Regions from separate parts of the Homo sapiens genome. Here region 1 is linked to region 2. Evidence: read pairs that join two places in POLR2A ChIA-PET (ENCODE). Cell type or tissue: OCI-LY7. All regions are shown on one strand. Links, peaks and the distances in the headings refer to the core of each region. The heading gives the core; the rest is flanking DNA.

Evidence for each region. Peaks named below come from ENCODE experiments on the same cell type or tissue, not always from the same donor. Only the 100,000 strongest peaks of a DNase experiment are listed, where the experiment ranks them.
Region 1: POLR2A ChIA-PET joins it to region 2 with 6 read pairs; 3 of 35 experiments call an interaction of 5 or more read pairs at or near these places.

Annotation. Positions count from the first base shown.
Region 1 is chr4:26,819,874-26,831,648 of GRCh38, reverse strand. It overlaps a transcript of TBC1D19 not described here. Among named protein-coding and RNA genes, the nearest start is that of STIM2-AS1, 35 kb to the left of the region's middle. In OCI-LY7, for the core only: no CTCF peak of the experiment used is centred there; DNase peaks (open chromatin) are centred at 3,338, 4,148, 4,748, 8,908 and 4 weaker places; H3K4me3 peaks cover 4,305 bases; H3K27ac peaks cover 5,155 bases.
Region 2 is chr4:26,933,841-26,941,840 of GRCh38, reverse strand. The region is part of intron 2 of STIM2 (stromal interaction molecule 2); the gene reads right to left. Among named protein-coding and RNA genes, the nearest start is that of STIM2, 77 kb to the right of the region's middle. In OCI-LY7, for the core only: a CTCF peak has its summit at 4,534 (motif pointing left); a DNase peak (open chromatin) is centred at 4,500; H3K27ac peaks cover 1,368 bases.

The DNA of each region.
Region 1 (11,775 bases), core at 1,729-9,728, 110 kb after region 2:
ATCACGCTATGGCACTCCAGCCTGGGCAACAGAGACTCCGTCTCAAAAAAAAAAAAAGAAAAAAAAAAAAGAAGAAAAAGAAAGAAAGAAAAAGGAAAATAAAGGGATTAGCAAACTGCTGCCATGGGTCACATCTGGCCTTCCACCTGGTTTTGCAAATGAGGTTTTATTGAAAGCCCATCACACTCATCTGTTTACATATTGTCTACAGCTGCCTTTTTTGTTTCTTTTTACTGTAACAGCAGAGTTGTGTAGTTGCCGCAGAGATCACCTGTCCTGCAAAGCTTAAAATATTTACTATCTAACTCTTCTGAGAAAAGTTTGATGACCGCTGCTTTAAGAGATTGCATTTCTCAGAGTCAGTTTCAGAATTCCCATCAGTCCTGCACCAGGCCTCCTTATTTTTGAAGATGAAAATGGAGACATAGCATCTGCAGTGTGATCATCTCCCTCATAAGTATACAGATTTTATTTTCAATTAAAATAGGAAAAAAATAAGATTATAGAGGTTTTTTCCCTAGAGAAAACCTTAGGCAAAGTTTCCAGTTGGCCCTCTTTGTGATATATGAAATTTGTGTCTGCGTGTATGTCCACATGCAACCTAAATAATAAATCACTTAAAACAATTTATTGGAAAAAGCAATCACTCTTAAGCTTTTGGTGAGTTATAGACCCTTTTGGGTATCTGCAAAGATCTAAATATCCTCTCCTCAGGGCTAAAAATGGGCATATACACTTCACTCAAACTGTGTGTATAGTTTCAAGAGCTCGCAGAGGTCTGAGGCTAGCGTGTTCAGTCCAGGCAAATTACTCCTTTACTGAAGGATGAGTCTCTATAGGCAGAACTCCAGGCATTAACCAGTTTGAGGACAGGAACACAGGAGGTGTTAGGACAGTTCCAGCATTCATACAATCACATCTCAATCACTTTATTTTATAAAACACGAAGCCTTAAAGAGTTTTCAGGTCAAAGATGCCAGTTTGGGCCCTGGTTCTTTGTAATCATAGGCAGAAACCAAAACTTTGAGAGCCTCTGAATTGTAGAAGCTTCAATCTGGTGGTTAGGAGATACCCAGTAACAGAAGATAACTGCAGAGGTCAGACGGGAAAAAAATCCCAGAAATATGCAAACACTGTGTAACTCTGAGAGTTCTGTTAGCACCCCAGCCCCGCCCCACTTCTAATTACAAGGTCTTGATCCCTTTCAGTTCCATCTCCCCACTAGTAGTGTGCAATGACACTGGTTTTGCAGGAACATCAAGTCTGCAGAGGTGGGATGTCACCTACACTTAAAGGAACTAAAGCAATATGAAGATAACCCAGCTAAGTTAAAGATGGGAGCTGGGAACCACCCAGTAGAGTCTCCCACAGTGCTCAAGAGTCCTGGTCATTCAAGGGTGTTTATTGTTTGCATATACGCATTACTTATTCAAAGGCAAAAAGGGGGGGTAATTTGCAAGTGCCAGTCAAGTTGAGTAAACAGTTATGTAATCTTCCTCCAAATTCAAATGTGAGGTTGAGTATGGCTCTGGTAGGCTCAACTTCTTACACTTTTATGGGCCATGGACACTGTGGGTCAGGAAACCATAACCCGATGGAATGGACAAATCACTAAGGCCCTAATCCCTCAAATCCAGCTCCTGATGGCTCCTGGACTCTTTTATAGGCATGGAAGGGGTGCAGAAGCCATTGCCATTCCCCGAAGGTAAGATGCCTCCCCACTGGAGAGCCCTGTCTTACCAGAGCACACTGGGCTGACACCTATATCAGTTTACGTTGCTTACTAAAGTCATTCCGGGAATGCAAAACCCCACTGCTAGATGGTCAGCCATGCTCTTTGTCCACATGTATCACAAAAAGCTGCCAGGACTCAACATAGCAACAGGTTTTAGTCCTGATGAGGTAAAAAACAAATGAACAAACCTTACCTGCCTCTAATAAACTTTTACTTTGAAGACTTGGTGATTCAGATTCATTGCTTAGCCTAGACACTTTCTCAGCTCAGTTATAATTGTTTCTGTAGGTATGTGATCAATTTATCCCTTTTTCTGTGTGAGAGAGGGGAAAAATGGGAAAATTCCACATCTTCATGCAGCAGCTTCCTTTCCTCCCTAACACCTACCCAAGACTGAAGATGAGTTAGAGGAAAAGGCCCTGAAATAGGAGTTAAAGAAGTGGGTGTTGATTTGAGCTTAGCCAGTTGCTAAGTGGCCTTGGGCAAATCATTCTAGCCCTTTGGGGATGTTTCTTCAGCTATAGAGGGCTTACGATGAGAGATTTCTAAATTCCCTTCTAAATCTGAAATGTGTTTTTGTGATTGCTTTGGAATACTTTGGGACATTCAAAGAAACTTTGACTCCCACAGCGAGAACAGAGACTCAGGAGGGACATGGTCTGTGTATTATTTAAACAACTGAACTGCGATAAGGTTTTTCCCATTAAGGCATTTGGTGCAGGCAACCGTTTTATAATAAACTTCCCATGAGCTCATTTAAAGCTCCATTTGAAAGCAAACATATTTTTCAAAGTGAGCTCCTTCTAATTACTTGTTATTTGAGCTTCATGTTTCCTTCCAATCTTGAGTTCTGGGCATCTGTGGATGCCCAAGCAAAGTCCATAGCTCTTAAGAAAGATAATTGGTTTGATAAAAGTTGTAAATACAGTGACTAAGGAATATAAACTAAATGGATTTGTCCTAATCTCCCTTCCTGAGTTCTTTCCATTCTCCTGCATCACAGCCTCCACCATCTAAAACAGTCCAGTAAAATCTAACATGTACTCAGTGCCTACCAATGACCAAGCCCTAGTGTAAGGGCTAACGTTAAACACAGCACTTACAACATCCAGGCACTGTGCTAAGTCCTTTGTATTTGTTAATTTATCAGGGTTTCCTTACAGTCTTAGAAGGTAGGTACTTTTATTATCCCTATTTACCAATGAAGAAACTGATGCACGGAGTGGTCAAGTAATTTGTTCAAGGTCACACAGCTAATAAGTGGCAAAAGCAGGATTTGAAGATGGGGGTGCTCCCGAGCCCACACTCTCAACCGCTTTACTTTACTGCACTATACTTGGACGTGCATAGATTTGGGGAGCAGTGTCTTAGAAGTTTTAAAAATGTCATTTCATCAAGTATTTTACCATTCAAGCACAGGCTAGTCCAAAGATGATTTGGAAATGACAAAATGGTCTCCTTTTGATAACCTTTCAACACAAAACTACCAGCTCCAACATTCTATGAAACAGCCAAAGTTGTCTCAGTACTTTCTTTTTGGCTCTGCTCCAGTAACGGAGTTCTAGCAAGGCTACCAGAAGAGCCTCCTTTAGGCCAAGCTAGAGTTCACAGGTCATGTTGCCTCCTTCTAAGGCAGTTGAAGCTGGAGCCTAAGAGGCTGAAATTCATGTTCTTCAATGACATACTTTAAGTCTACCTAAGGGTGGTGATCAGAATGGGCATCCCTTGTGTTCAAACTCACAGCCTGTTGGTCCTCTGACAAGCCCATTTAATAGAAGGGGAAATCAAGGCTCAGAGCACTTCATAAGCCTCCTGGGGACTACACGCCTAAGGAAAGCCAGAGTCAGGGCCAGAGCTGGGGAGTTCTGACTGGCGGTTCTGGACAGTTTCCATCTACCCTTTAACCCCATAGCTGTCAAAGCATCTGCCAAACGAGATCTTAGAGGAACCATTTCAAAGCTATTTTAAGTATTTTCAGATATGGATTTGTCAGGTGGCCTACGTTAATCTCAAAGCCTAATAAAATAGCTGGGCACAGCGGCACACATGCCTGTATTCACACCTACCCAGGAAGCTGAGGCAGAAGGATTGCTTGAGCCCAGGAGTTCGAGGCTGCAGTGTGCATTATTGCACCTGTAAATAGGCACTGCATTCTAGCCTGAGTGTCATCGCAAGACCCTATCAAAAAAAAAAAAACAAAACAAAAAACAAAAAAAGAAAGCTCTAATAAATTGGTTCCATCCTCAAAAACATTTGCTTGAAGTTAGGGCTGAGTAGGTGAGTGCCAGCCTGATTTTGTTTTGTTTTGTTTTGAGACAGTCTTGCTCTCTCGCCCAGGCTGGAGTGCAGTAGTGCAATCTTGGCTCACTGCAACCTCTGCCTCCGAGATTCAAGCAATTCTCATGCCTCAGCCTCCTGCGTAGTTGGAACTGCAGGCGTCTGCCACCATGCCTGACTAATTTTTGTATTTTAGTAGAGACGAGGTTTCTCCATGTTGGCCAGGCTGGTCTTGAACTCCTGGCCTCAAGTGATCTGCCTCCCTTGGCCTCCCAAAATGATTGGATTGCAGGCGTGAGTCACTGTGCCTGCCAATGCCTGATGATTTTGACCCAAAGGATAGATTTGGTGATGAAGAAGAGAGATTCCTGAAACAGTAATACCTTTAAAGTTGGCTGTTTTAATTAAGTGAAGATGAAAATAAAGTGTTTTCCATCTTTATAAGCATTTGCCACTTACTGTGATTGAATTTGTGTTAAGGAGCCAGGAAAGGCTATGGAAGAGCAGTCTCCATCAGTTCACCAGAAGTATCATGGCAAGGCCAAGCTATCATGGTTAAAAGTTAATCATTAGTTTCCTTTCTCCATGATACGATTCAATAAACACATTAACAGTTTATAAAAGAGGTAGTGAAACCTCCTGAGGAAAAAAATATTATGTAACCAGTTTAGGGGAGAGACTTGCCTCGCCTCATATCTCAGTAGGGGGTTGAACTGCACGGCTGGGAGGTTCTTTCCGGTTTCATAACAGTTATTATTTCTGGAAGGGTTTATCTTTTATTGCTAATAGCACTTCACTTTCCTCCATGCTCTGAATCTACGTCACCACCCACACCCGGAACCATTATAAACATCCACCCGCCACCGGGGCAGTAACCCTCATGAAGTTAAAACAGTAGTCTTTCCTGCTCGCCAACAGTTATAGACCTTGAAATGCCATTAGGCCAAACTTTACTGGACTCTATTCATTGTTAGGGTTGTGGAATATTGATCTAAACTCAATCTAACAAAATACACGCGGACATCATCTATAACAATGATTTTCAAAGAGAGAATTTTGAAAGGTATATTGGAGAGAGATGAGAAGCATTTTATGTTTGTAACAGCTCTAATATCTTAATAAGAATGATCTCTTTGTTTAGAATTTAAAACTTAGTAATAATGACACTTATTTTTCCCCCCTCTAAATAATGTTCACCTACTATGAGCAGACAGTAAGGGCACAAATATAAATCAACTTTAAACTGTTTGAAATATCCTTCTATTCATGATTATTGCTGTCACTGAATATGTATCCAGCAGCTGGGCAGGAATTCCCTGATACTAGAGTTAAACAATGGGCAGGCAGAATGCGAAGTCCTATGTGCAGTGGGAATTAAATTGTTCTTTTATTACAAAAATATGATCTTTGAATTTTTTTTTCACTTTTTATTTTTGAGACAAGGTCTCTTTCTGTCACCAAGGCTGGAGTGCAATGGCACGATCTCAGCTCACTGCAACTTCTGCCTCCTGGGTTCAAGCAATTCTCCTGTCTCAGCCTCCTGTGTAGCTGGGATTACAGGTGCATGCCACCAAGCCTGGCTAATTTTTGTATTTTTAGTAGAGATGGGGTTTCGCCATGTTGCCCAGGTTGGTCTTGAACTCCTGACCTCAAATGATTCGCCCGCCTAAGCCTCCCAAACTGCTGGGATTACAGGCGTGAGCCACCATGCCCGGCCAGCTTAGCTATTTTCATATGCCATTACTAATAGTTAATGTTTATTGCAGGCTTAACTTGGACCAGGCCCTGTTTCAATGGCCTTATTCATCCTACTGATATTATAACAATTCTATGAAGGAGATACTATTAACCCTGTTTTACAGTTGAGAAAAATGAGGCACAGAGATTTTTAAGTAATTTTTCTGATGTCACACAACTAAGTGGTAGGGCTGGGAGTTGCACCCAAAAGTCTGGCTCCAAACCCCTTTTACTTAACTAGTATAACCACACAATAGCACCTCTCAGATCATGCTACTTAACTAATTTGTGGCAGGTCACTGATAGAGAAAATTGGCAGCAAATCTTCAAAACAGTGAACAATGAGTGTTTCCAACCAAACTACATTCACTATGGCCTGGATTTTTTTCTTAATGTTGAAAAATTAAAGAAAATGTCATTGAAAAAATAAAAATTACTGACTAATGAGGCATGCCCTTATATACCTAGTTACTCCTGAAAGAAAAGTTTAAAAATCCTAAATCAGCCAGGCGTGGTGGCTCATGCCTGTAATCCCAGCACTTTGGGAGGCCAAGGCAGGCGGATCATGAGGTCAAGAGATTGAGACCATCCTGGCCAACTTGGTGAAACCCCATCTCTACTAAAGATACAAAAATTAGCTGGGCGTGGTGGTGTGCACCTGTAGTCCCAGCTACTCGGGAAACTGAGGCAGGAGAATCGCTTGAACCAGGGAGCTGGAGGTTGTAGTGAGCCAAGACTGTGCCACTGCAATCTAGCCTGATGACAGAGTGAGACTCTGTCTCAAAAAAAAAAAAAATCCTAAATTATTGCAAATGAAGAGGCAAATCAAGAAAATATCAATATAGATAGCCAACAAACATAAAAAGAAAACATTCGTCTAGTAATTGAGGTGACAGGAATATCCAGTGTGTGTGGAAGAGCTGCCTTGTTATAAATTTAAATAACCTTCTGCAGAGCAGTTTGGCAATGTATATCGTTAAACAGGCATGCTCTGTACCCAGCAATTGTACTTCTAGAAGTTTATTCTATACAAAGGAATGCATAAACATGTTTGCTTAAATGTTATGTGGAATACAAAATTGGAAAAAGTTTAATGAAGAACTTACTATGCATATGGCCATGTGAATTTATTCTAAGGAATGTCCAGAAATATGTGCAAAGATGTATCAACACAGATGTTCATAATACTAAGAAGTAAATGATAGCAAAAAAAAAAGAAAGAAAGAAAGAAAATGACCCCACTGTTAAAAAGAAGGAATTAACTAAATTGTAGTGCAGTAATATAATGTGGAAACTATGTTGTAGAAGTTCATAAATATGCATACGAAAAAGACCCAGAGGACATACACTCAGAAGCTGACGGTCATAATTTCAGAGTCATAGGACTACAAGTGAATTTTGCTTTATTTATTTTTGTTTGTTTGTTTTCTGGATTTTCTGCATTGAGCATTCATTAGTTTTATACTAGTAGAAAATAAGAATATTATGATAGAGAGAAATATATTACTGTGAAAAGATACTTCATATCTGTGTTAGTCAACATTTGAAACTGCAAATGACAGAAAATCCAGCTGCAGTTGTCTTAATAAGAACGAAGTTACTGCTTCACATGCTTCCGGCATGGCTGGATTCAGGCCTCACGCACTGTTGCTAGAACTTGGTCCTTCTCTTATCATCTCTTTATCTCTCGTCTTTGTTCTCTATTGCTGCATGTTCAGGAATGCTCTCCCCATGTGGTGGCAAACATGTCCACAAAGATGTTTAAATCTTCCCTCAGCAAATCCAGCCAATTGTCTTTTAAGTAAGAGTTAAAATAAATTCCTGGATCTTATTTATACTGGCCATCTTGGGATCATGCACCCATCCCTGATCCAATCAAATAGCCCTGTGAATGGAATGCCCTATTAGTTATGCCTGGGCCATGTGCCCATCACTGGAGCCAGCGGTCAGGCAGTCAGCCCGGGTGGCTCACTAAGAGTCAGTGGGGTTCTGTATAAAGAAGGAAGAGGGGAGGAATCCTGCAGAGGTAAAAACCATAACAAAGAAACAAAAATACACTGACGACAAGCTTTCAGTTTCTTTAGATGCTGCCTAAGGTCTGGCTAGAAAGAGTGTTAGCAACCTTAAATCACTTAGGACTCTTGTGGTTGCAAGTGACAGAAAACCTAGAACAAGCTTAAGCAGCAAAGATAATTTATTGGCTCACCTAGCTGAGAAGTCCAGAGGCAAGACTGGCTTCTAGTGGGTCAAAGCCACCCAGGATATGGCTCTTATCATCTCTCCACTGGTGACAGACCCATCTCCAGATTCCACACAAAGGCCCCCGCAACTCTGGGCTCTCTCCCCATGGTAGCAAATTGCTCTGGCAATTCCACACCCCACATCTTCACTTCACTCTAGGTGTGGTCTGGGAACAGAGAATCTCTTCTGTGTATCTTCCACAGAAACACTGTTATTGTCACCTCTCTCATTAACCCAAATTGTATCACAAACCCATCCCTGACCAATCAATGTGGCCTGAGGAATAGGTACATGGATGGGTTTGAGATATGTTTTGGCTGCATCCCCACCCAAATCTCAGCTTGAATGCCCACGTGTTGTGGGAGGGACCCGGTGGGAGGTAATTGAATCATGGGGGCAGGTCTTTCCCGCTGTTCTTGCAATAGTGAATAAGTTTCACGAGATCTGATGATTTTAAAAATGGGAGTTTTCCTGCACAAGCTCTCTCTGTTTGCCTGTTGCCATCCATGTAAGATGTGACTTGCTCCTCCTTGCCTTCTGCCATGATTGTGAGGCCTCCCCAGCCACGTGGAACTGTAAGTCCATTAAACCTCTTTCTTTGTAAATTGCCCAGTCTTGGGTATGTCTTTATTAGCAGCGTGGAAACAAACTAATACAGCTTGAGTCAAGTACAGTCTACTCCTGGGCAGGGTCAGTCTGGTCTGGACCACTATTGAGAGTGGAAGGGTAGAGTGATCCCAAGGAAAATCAAGGTGGGGAAGGGTGGGACTGGATCCCTGCTGGAGAGGTAACCAGCAAATGTCTATCATGTCTCTACAAGAGTCTGACATGTTTTAAACTCTATCTAGTCATTCATTTTAGAATGGGAAATATTTATTCAAACTATTTCCTGTTTGTGGCTTAGTGCTTCCCCGCTGTTGCAGATTGACTGTAGCTAATGTACTTGCCTAAATGAAGAAGTATACATTTATTACAGGTCTTCAACCGCATCTCAACGTTAACCATTTAAACGAGCCTGCTGTTATCAAGAGGGGTCGAAACAATCATAGCATTACGTAAAGGGCCCTACATAGTCCACTGGCAGCCTTTTTTCCTCTTGGGCTGTAATAACCCAAAAACAGGATTTTTCAAAAAAATATATATTTCCATGGAACTTTATTTAGGGAAACATATGGGGCTTGGAAATGTCAGCACACTGGGAAGAAAGCAGGAAGTAAAAAGGGTTTCGTGCTCCTGTCTCTCTTATTAATGAAGTGGGTTCAAAGTCGTGTTGGGTTAGCAAGAAAAACAAACAAAATGATTCAGGCCTGCTCTGGGTGACATCTGTCCACTAGGACAGTCACTCACATTTGGCTTGGAAAGCTTTTCAGTAGATGGCACAGGCCAGGAAGGAGATGTTTTCTTTTCATCTCCAGAAGGAAGTTTGCACAAATCCCTTCAGAGCCAGGCTTTTGTGTGATAAATAAATGTGTCTCTGCCAGAGAGAGTAACAAGAAAACCCCAGCGACTGACAGCTTAAGACAGGGGTAAAAAATCACCATGGCTAATGTCATCACAAATGAGGGACAGCTTTCAAGTTTCCGTGATTAGAAATGCTTTGCACAGGCAACAGCGGGGCTTGGCAGATGATGTGACTAAGTGATCTGTTTCCCCATGTGGCGACTGCTGCAGAACAATTCCCCATCTTGTCTTAGATGAGTCAACAGAATTCTGCCAAAGTGTCATAAAATGTCAAGGAAAACATTTCTGCCACCAGGGCTCAGGAGAGCATGCAGGTGGAAGTGGAGAGAGAAGGGCCGTGGAGAAAAGTGGTCCGCCTGGCCACCAGAGGTCTGCCACACATAAAGAACGGGTACCTGCTGACCTGTGTGTGATGAGCAGACAGGGACAGGGACTTCCAGCATGACCACGGTGAGCCCCGCCATGGCTTCTGACTCCCTGGCACAGTTACAGGACAGCCCCACCATTGAACCACTGGGCCAGGACCTGCATTCGCAGGCAAGTGCAGGGAGACCTTTCTCCAGTCTCTCATTCTTGCAGGACTATTTTATCTGCCTAATTTTCCAGGTCCAAGATCTAGGTCCTGTGAGATTTCAAGAGCCCAGAAACATGGCTAAATCCCAAAGGAAAATAATTACTGCCTCAAACACACAAGGAGTACTACAAAACCTGTTAAAATAAATACCTGTTTACATGAATGCCCACAAAGCACAGAATTACACTTATGTGATCAACTGTTGAATTATTTAGAAAAATTTCATTACATTTGAAAACAATGTTAATGGTAGATTTTGTTTTACTTCAAGTGTGCATGATGACTGCAGAGAATCAGAGCCAACTGAAAATTCAATGAGTTGTTCCTTGCCAAATGATTTCAAAGACAAAACTATGATACTCCTTTGAAAAAATCTCAGCCAAAATTCTGTTTCATGGGGAAGGGAGGAGCATTTAAATATCTTTGCTAAGATGTGGGGTGAGACCCTCAAAAGAAAGTGTGGCAAGGACACGAGAAGCTTTCATACAGTCTGGAACTGCTAACTGCTCTTCATGTGCATGCTTGATTGCAAACGTCCTTTCTTCCAGGCGCCATATTGGCACCCATGCATCCCTACACTAAATGCAGTGTAGGGGCCAGAGGGATACAGAAAGCTGAGTCGAGTGAATACCATTCATTTGGTAGCCAGTCAACAGATATTTTTATATGCCCACTGTATTCCAGGTGATGTTCTGGGCACTGAGAAGACAGCTGTGAAAACAAATCCCTGTACTGATGAAGCTTACAGTCTAATGGGGGTAAAGATGATCACCAAATGAGTTAAACATATAATATATTTTATGGAGTAGGTGCTATGGTGAAAAGTAAACAGAGAGAGGGAAATTAGTACCACCATTTTGGAAAGCAGCATGGAGGTTCCTCAAAAAAACTACATATAGAATTAGCATATGATCCAGCAATCCCACTTCTGTGCATATATCCAAAAGAATTGAAATTGGTATGTCAAAGAGATATCTGCACTACCACATTCATTTCAGCATGATTCACAAGAGCCTCAGTGCCCATCAATGGATAAATAGATTTTTAAAATGTGGTATTTATGTACAATGGAATACTATACAGCCTTTAAAAAGAAGGAAACTCTGCCATTCACAACAACATGATGGAACTGGAGGATGTTATGCTTGGTCGAAATAAGTCAGGCACAGAAAGGCTAATACTGTATGATCTCAACTTACATGTGGACTCTAGAAAAGTCAATCTCATAAAAATAGAGTAGAAAGATGCCAAAAGCTAGGGTCCAGGTTGGAGGATAGGGGTGGGCAGGTGGAGAAGGGAAGAGATGGGGAAGAAAAGATGTTGAACAAACAGTACAAAGTTTCAGACTGCAAGAATAAGTTTTAGTGATCTCTTGTACTGCATGGTAACCATAGTGAATAACAATGTATCACATATTTCATAATTGCTAAAAGCATAGATTTTTAATGTTCTCATCCTCCAAAAAGTAAGTTACTAAGATAACGGATATGTCAATTAGCTTGAATGAATCTTTCTACAATGTACACATAGATCAAAGCATCACATTGTACCCCACAATTATATGTAATTATTGTCCATTAAAAAGCAAAGCAGAGAGAAAAATGTTGAAGTTTGCAATTTTAGAGTAGGAATGGGAAGGCCTCACTGAGAAGGGGTTATTTGAGAAAAGGACCGAAATTGGTGAGTAAGAAAGTCATGTTGATATCTGAGGGACGAGCATTCCAGGTCAAGGGAAGGGAAAGCACGGTGG
Region 2 (8,000 bases), core at 1-8,000:
TTGAATTGTATATAAAATATAACTCAAAAAACTTTAAGCCATTAAGAATTTGAAGGAATTCATTATGTTATATAGGCACAATTTTATTCATTAAAAAGATACTTACCTTTAAAAGGTACTGCTCATCTCTTAGGATCTTTAAGAAAGCCAATAATTAGGAGATCCCATTAATTTGCTACATAGTATAATTTTTAAATGTCCTTTTTTAAGGGGAGAAAGTAAGAATTTAAATCTCGCTGCCATCAGTGAGATTCAGGGTAATAACTATAACCCATTTCTTTGAACATGAAAATCCTCTATCAATATTCAGGGAATACTGGCTTATTAGGCCTTCTGCTTATAATCTACAGAAAATTTCATTTCCCCCATCACCAAACATATGCTCTGTAACTAATGTTGGACAGGTAAAACACAAAGAGTGAACTGGATAAGGGATGGAAAATGGAAATACGGGTCAAGCTAAACTACAAACCAACAAATACCATAAAGGAATAGTGCAATGCAAGAGATTACTTTGGCTTGGAAGAAGGATGATAGAAGAAAATACAAAAAACAAGAAACAGAGAAAAGATTCCACTTGAACTAAATCTTTAAATTAATCTTAAAAGATGGTTTGACAAGCAAGATGAAACAAGAGACTGAACGAAATCCTAAGGGAAATGCCTGTATACTCATGAGAATACAGGATGTGTACAAAAAGCTGTCTGTCAGTAGGTCACTTTGGTTAAAGTAAAGAGCACACAAAGAAGCTTCACAGTAAGTGATCATGGCTACAAAGGCAGAATATGACCAGACTGTAAAAGATCATGAATGTCAAACTAAGAAGCCCAAACCATATTTGGAAGACTATGGCAGCAGTTCTCAGAGCATGGTCCCTGGACCAGCAGTATCAGCACTGCCTGGGAATCTATTAGAAATGCAAATTCTTGGGTCTCATCCCAGACCTACAGAATCACAAACTCTGAGGGTGGGCCCAGCCATCTGTGTTTTAACAAGTCTTCCTGGCAATTTTAATGCATACTAAAATTTGAGACCACTGGACTATGGGGCTCTAATATAAATTTTTGAGTAGGGGAGAGAATAGCAAAATATTATGTTCTAAAATGTTTAAACTAAGTAATAATTGTCAAAATGGATTTACAAAAAGGAAAAGATAAGCAATGGCAAGACTAGTTAGAAATCAAATAATAATAATAAAACTCAACTCAGAGAGGCAGACAAAGCAGCAAACAAAGATAAGGCTGGAGCACTAAGCCTCCGTTGTAGGTAAAACAGTGATACCACTAATAAAAACAACACCACATTTAAAGAGAAATAAGAATCAGTGTTTTTAAGGAAGGCAGTGATGGGTCCAGCATGAGACTTTCTAAAAAGAAAAGCACAGACAGAAAGCAATGTATTTCATTAGCACTTAGGACACTGAGTTGGAGATCTGCACAGGCCAAACATGAGAATGAAATTGTGGACAGAAGAAAGAACTGAATATTTGCAGAAGTGATCATTAAAACCATGGGCCTGAATAAAATGTCCTAGGAAGTGAAAGAAAGAGGCCCAAAGATAAAAATCTTACCGAAAACATACACACTTATGGTGGAGGAAAGGCAAGAGCAGGAAGAAGGAAAACCAAGCAGGTTCTTTTCAATCCTATCCTCAACAACATTAAGACTCCAGTCAGACCGCATGATTTGCTACTGAGTAAACCAGCACTCAAGGGGCTTGCTTTAGTACTTCCCTGTTCTGCACCTACATCACGGCATGTGCTTCCTATCATCTAAACCCATGAAAACTATTCCCATTTCACAAAGTTCGTCTTAACGACTCTACGCAGAGCTTTGTTTGATGCTCCCCTAACAGATGTGCATCACAAGAGCATGCCACGATTCATGTGTATTACTAGGACATCGTTTGCCGTAACATGCCTTGTGGTATATACATACATGACATTATATGCCCTACTAGACAGTTAACTCATGGGGCCTATATTCAGTTTTTCAATCTGCCCCATATTTAGTACAGTGCTAAATATATAAACGAGAACTTCAAAATCTTACATGTGTTTTGTTTTTAACCAAGTGGTCAACAATGCCCTTAGACCTGTTTGCCAAGCCCTTCAGGAGGCCAAAGAAAAGAAAACAAAGGGAAAATGAGAACAAAACAAAAACCACGCATAAAAATTTTCAAACATCCCCAATTAACACTTAAAAGACATTTCAGGTACTTGTATGATATTAAAAAATAATAAAGGTCAGTTAGCAAGGACTGACAATTAAAGTAAAAGGCTCTTAAATATTCATTATCAATTGTTTGTAACATTTTCAGGATCCCGGCAAAATATTCTTTAATTTTAAAAAGTTATCTTTATCCGATTCAGCCCTTTAGATCCAGTAAGATTATTAAAAGGCCAGTGGGGTGGTACAAAGCATGTCATCAATATTTGGTAGTACCAATGCTAAGTCAAGAACAATATCAGGCCAGACCCAGAAAGGCCAAGATAGAAAGTCTAATACAGATTTAGTAAGCAGGGGAAAGAGGCAAGGTGAATCCTCCAGCCAAGCTCAAGATAAGACTCAAGATAACTCTTGGTAGAGTCCTTAAGATGGACCGTGTCAAATAGGAATAGTTCTCACGAGTTTAGATGATAGGAAGCACATGCCAAGATGTAGGGGCAGGACAGGGAAAAAGTACTAAAGCAAGCCCCTAGAGTGCTAATTTACTCAGTATGGTAAGATTCAAACCAAAATACAGGGAACAAGCAGGGTATGAGGTCCTAGTAAATGAACTAAATACCCAGAAGTTTCCAATATTAACATTAACAGACCATCCAATATTAACAGAAACCCAGTTCAAGAATGTATGCAGAGAGCCTCTTTCAGCTTCCACGGCTCAAAACTGAATACAAGTTAAAAATTTTAAAATTTAAAAAAAAACAAACTGGAAATTATGCCTAAACATGTTATGAAGAATGAACAGTAGTTGGAACAGTTGGACTCTAATCCTAGTGCTCCTTACACACACTATGTAACTTAAATAACTTAATCTCTCTTAAGCCTCTGTCTCCTTATCTATAAGAGAGAACACTTCTGTCCATCTCAAAAAAGTACTGCTGAAGATAACGTGAGACAGCATTAAATGTGAGGTTATCTGAGGATAAGAACTATTTACCTTACACCTCCCTGATATAGCTTAGCACTTTACCTTACGACAATCCAAACAGCTTTCTAGAGCAGAACTCTCTCCTGAGACTATGTGATCAGTGACTGCAGCAGTCAGTGCTTGGAGAACTTCCTGCAGGCTAAATGCTGGATAGGTTCATAGGAAAACTTAAGACTATTATATAAAATTCTTCAGTTATGAAAACTTGGTTACCTTTGTTTTTGTGGTAAAAACACAAAAGATCTACTCTCCTAGCAAAGTTCAAATATATGATACAGTATTATTAACTATAGTAACTAGCTACACATTAGATCCCCAGAGTTTTTCATCTTATAACTGAAAGTTTGTACCCTTTGACATGTGAGGTGATAAGACTGCGATAATAATCATTTCACAATGTATAAAGATATCAAATCACCATATCATATACCTTACATATACACAATCTTTATTTGTTAAATATACCTCAATAAAGCTGGGGACATTTTTTTGTTTTAAAAAAAAAAAGAAAATTTGGGAAAACCAAGAAATGTGCTACTGAAAAAAAAATTCTAAAAGTCAATGAAAGAGTCAACATTATTTTAATATAAGAAAAAGCTATTTTTCTTTTAAAATTTATTTAAAAATTTTAAAAGCTATTTAAATTTAAGCTATTTAAATTATTAAGCTATTTAAATTTATTTCCAGAGGAAAAAAAGACAAAAAATCACTTATCTGCAAAAAAGAAAAAGGAATGGAAAGTTGCTGAGTGTTTCCGTCATGTTAGTAGAAAACAAGCTATACAATACAAAAAGACTCAGACTGATAAACCAAACTGAGGTAGAGCCAGTGTTTAGCAGTAGCAGAAATCTTGGCACAAAACTTAGATCAATTTAATAACAACTTAGTGAGGGAGCAAGACAAAGATAAAGGTAAGTACAACTGAAGCAGGCTGATAAGCCATATGGCGAAGGTGATTATATGGCCCATTTGCTTAGGACAGTCCTCGTTTACACCCTTTGTCTGGATGTAATTATTAATAACACTCTCTTTCACTCAGAAAAAATGCCAGTTGGGATAATAAATTATATGGCCATCCTATCTATAATAATAATAATACAAGGCTAATAATGTTAATGTTACAGTAAAGGCACAATTCAATTCATTTGTGAAATGGGAATAAACAGGTCTGTACTCATCAAAACATCTTTAAGGTGAGATACTATGTGAAGTGTCCTAAACTCGCAAAAAAGTATATTAGATCAATGCAATGCTGTGCTGTGATGCTGAAAAGGCTGAGGGAAGGAGTGGGGAGATGGCAGCACTGGCAGTACCATCAGGCTGGAACTGAAAAAGGGAAGTGCAGACACACTGTCCTGTCCTAATTCACAACCCTACTCCCACTGCTCTGCCCCCTTCCGGTCTGTAACAATGTTTAATAGGAAATTCTTGTTGCAGTAAACTAAAAATTAATGAAACAGAAATTAGAAATAATTTTTAATAAAAAATACATAATTACCATATGGTCTGACTAATGAAAGCAAAAATAATTTGGGAAAGGGGCTAAAACAGTCATTAGTTGAAGCAGGGGTTGTGGCAACTCCCAGAAAAAAGCAAAAGGCACCAGGCACAGTGGCTCATGCCTGTAATTCTAACACTTTGAGAGGTTGAGGCAGGTAAATCGCTTGAGCCCAGAAGTTCCAGACCAGCCTGGCAACACGCTGGAACCCCATCTCTACAAAAAATATAAAAATTAGCCAGGCATGGTGGCTCATGACTGTATCCCAGCTACTTGGAAGGCTGAGGTGGGAGGATGCCTGGAGTCCAGGAGGTCAAGGCTGTGGTGAGTCATGTTCACGCCACTGAACTCCAGCCTGGGTGACAGAGCGACATGCTGTCTCAAACAAAAAAGGCAAAAGGCACTGGGTTGAATGTTTCGATGCTCCATACTATGAAATGATTTCAGAAGTTTTTGGTTCTTCATACACAGATCTCATACTACAGTCAGTTATTCTCAGTTTATAAGTAGGTTGCATTTAAGAGTATGTATCCACTAAGTGAAGCATATCTTTCCACAGAAACTATGTTATGGTGTTTAACTTCCTAGTTCACAAAATCCTATTTAATCTGTATATAACTGAACTATATACAACCAATGGTGTTTCTCAAATGGCCTATGACTAAGACAGCCTCAGCAAGAGGGAACCCCCAATAATAAATCAGAACTCAAGCATAGAGATTAGATAGTCTGGATGATAAGAAACAGTAGAATAAGAGAAAGCTGTTTTCTATTGTGGTTGCTTTGAGGGACAAGCAGATACATGACCACAAATGCTCTGGGAGGATCAGCTCTTATCAAATGTCATAAACAAAAAGATAACTCAACAGCAGTTGGTAAATGAACTGGAAAAGCAAGAGACAGAGAAGAAACTCCAGTAAATAGGTTACTATAATTGTCAGGACATAAGGACATAAGTACTAAACTAAATAAATGCTGGGACCAGGTAGAAGTTTCACAATTTAAGTAAGAAATATTCTAATATAAAATCATCAGATGTTTTCTTAAAATCTGTCTCAATAACTTGCACAATGATTCTTAACCATCTAGGTTACAGAACCATCTTACTTTAAAAACCAAAAGATCCTCCCCCACATAAAAAAGACAAATACAACCCTGCTTTATAGTAACTGAATGTCAATGACTTCCTATAAAACATACAAAGAAATTTTTAAGGTTGAACTTGGCAAAAGTAAAGTCACAAAATACAGGAGCAGAAAACAAGGTATCTTGCAAGAGCATCACAGTAGTATTTATATTTATAAATATTGTGCCTGAGATTAAAAGAACTGTAAAAATATAATGCAAAACTTTAAGATTTATCAAGGTACAAAGAGTAAGTCATGAACCATATTTTCAAAGACCTAATCATAAAAAAAGTAAGATTTGTAACTATACTGTCTACTCATAAAAGGTCAAGATAAAGAGCTTCTGGCTACTATCAGAGTCCTGAAAGTCTAGTGGTTCTCAAACTTCATCAGAATCACCCAGAGGATTTGTTAAAACGGATTGCTAGGTCCCATCCCCAAGCTGCTGATTCAGTAGGGTTGGGGTGGGGCTCAAGAATTTGCATTTCTAACAAGTTTTCATGTTAAGTTAATACTGCTTGTCAAGGGAGCATCAATTTATTTACTCCTTAGAGCAATTTCTTGGAACTACACCAACTCCATTTTCATCTACTTCTTTCCCTCCTTTCTCACTCTGTAAGCTAAATGAGAAGTATTAGGGTGGCCCTAACCTTTTTCTATTTAATATCTTGCTTCTAAAAGATGTATAGAGTGCCTATCTCATTTTGAATAATTTAAACTATAGTTACATATACGTAAACAAAGAAGAGGTAACCAAAATGACAAACAAGTATGTAATGCTCAGCACGCTTTGGTGAGTTGCTGAAGACCAAAATACCTTACACATACCCTATAAGATGACTTCCACCTACATAAGAATCTTTCTTCCAGATTCCTAATCAATGGCGTCCAAAATCATTACTTCCTGGGTCTCTTCAGATCAACAGACATCCACAATCCAGATATAAATTAAATTTTAAAATAGAATTTGCAGCTAAAATATAAAGACATAGTGGCAAATTTATAGGAAAAGATATTTTAAAAAGTTTAATCATGTCTTCCCTTATCAAAATGATATCTACACTTTCTGCCTCACTCATTCTCTGCTTTTTTTCCCTAAACTAGTATAAATAAGTGAACTTTGTTCTTTTTTTTTTTTTTTTTTTTTTTGAGATGGAGTTTCGCTCTTATTGCCCAGGCTGTAGTTCAATGGCGCGATCTCGGCTCACTACAACCTCCACCTCCCGGGTTCAAGTGATTCTCCTGCCTCAGCCTCCTGAGTAGCTGGGATTGCAGGCATGTGCCAATATGCCCATCTAATTTTGTATTTTGTGTAGAGACAGGGTTTCTCCATGTTGGTCAGGCTGGTCTCAAACTCCTGACCTCAGGAGATTCACCCACCTCGGCCTCCCGAAGTGCTGGGACTGCAGGCATGAGCCACCGCGCCTAGCCTTGTTCTATTCTTATATTACCACTTCTTACAGGTATCACAAGTATCAGAACTAATTTTAATCATAAAATGCACAGTGGACATCATTAAAAGGTCAGCAACTAATGTGCTATATGATGAAGAAACCTGCAAACAGTGGCCATGAAAATTAGAGAAGAACAAATATTAACATTAGCAAGTGTCTCTAGAACTTGCTTTCTTGAGAAATTCTCACAATTGTCTGTTCTTATGAAAATGGAATGAAATCTGTGTGACTTATAATATGACATTGCTTTACAATTCATTAGCACAGTGGTCTCCAAATTTGGGTTGCCGACACCCAAAAAGGATGTATAATCTAATCCACTTGAAATTTTGAGAAAATATTAGAATTTACATTTACATTTAATTTTATCTCATTTTTTTAATCTATATTTTTGTGGGTATTTTTTTTTCTTTTTTTGAGATAGTCTCGCTCTTTTGCCCAGGCCAGAGGGCAGGGGCACGATCTCGGCTCACTGCAAACTCCGCCTCCTGGGTTCAAGTGATTCTTCTGCCTCAGCCTCCCAAGTAGCTGGGATTACAGGCGCGTGCCACCACGCCCGGCTAATTTTTGTATTTTTAGTAGAGACGAGGTTTCAGCAAGTTGGCCAGGGTGGTCTCAAATGCCTGAATTCAAGTGATCCTCTCCCCTCAGCCTCCCAAAGTGCTGGGATTACAGGCGTGAGCCAATGCACCCAGCCGTATTTTTGCGGGTATTTTAAAAACATGTAACATTAGTACAATAGTTTGAATGTGTTTATATATGTTATAT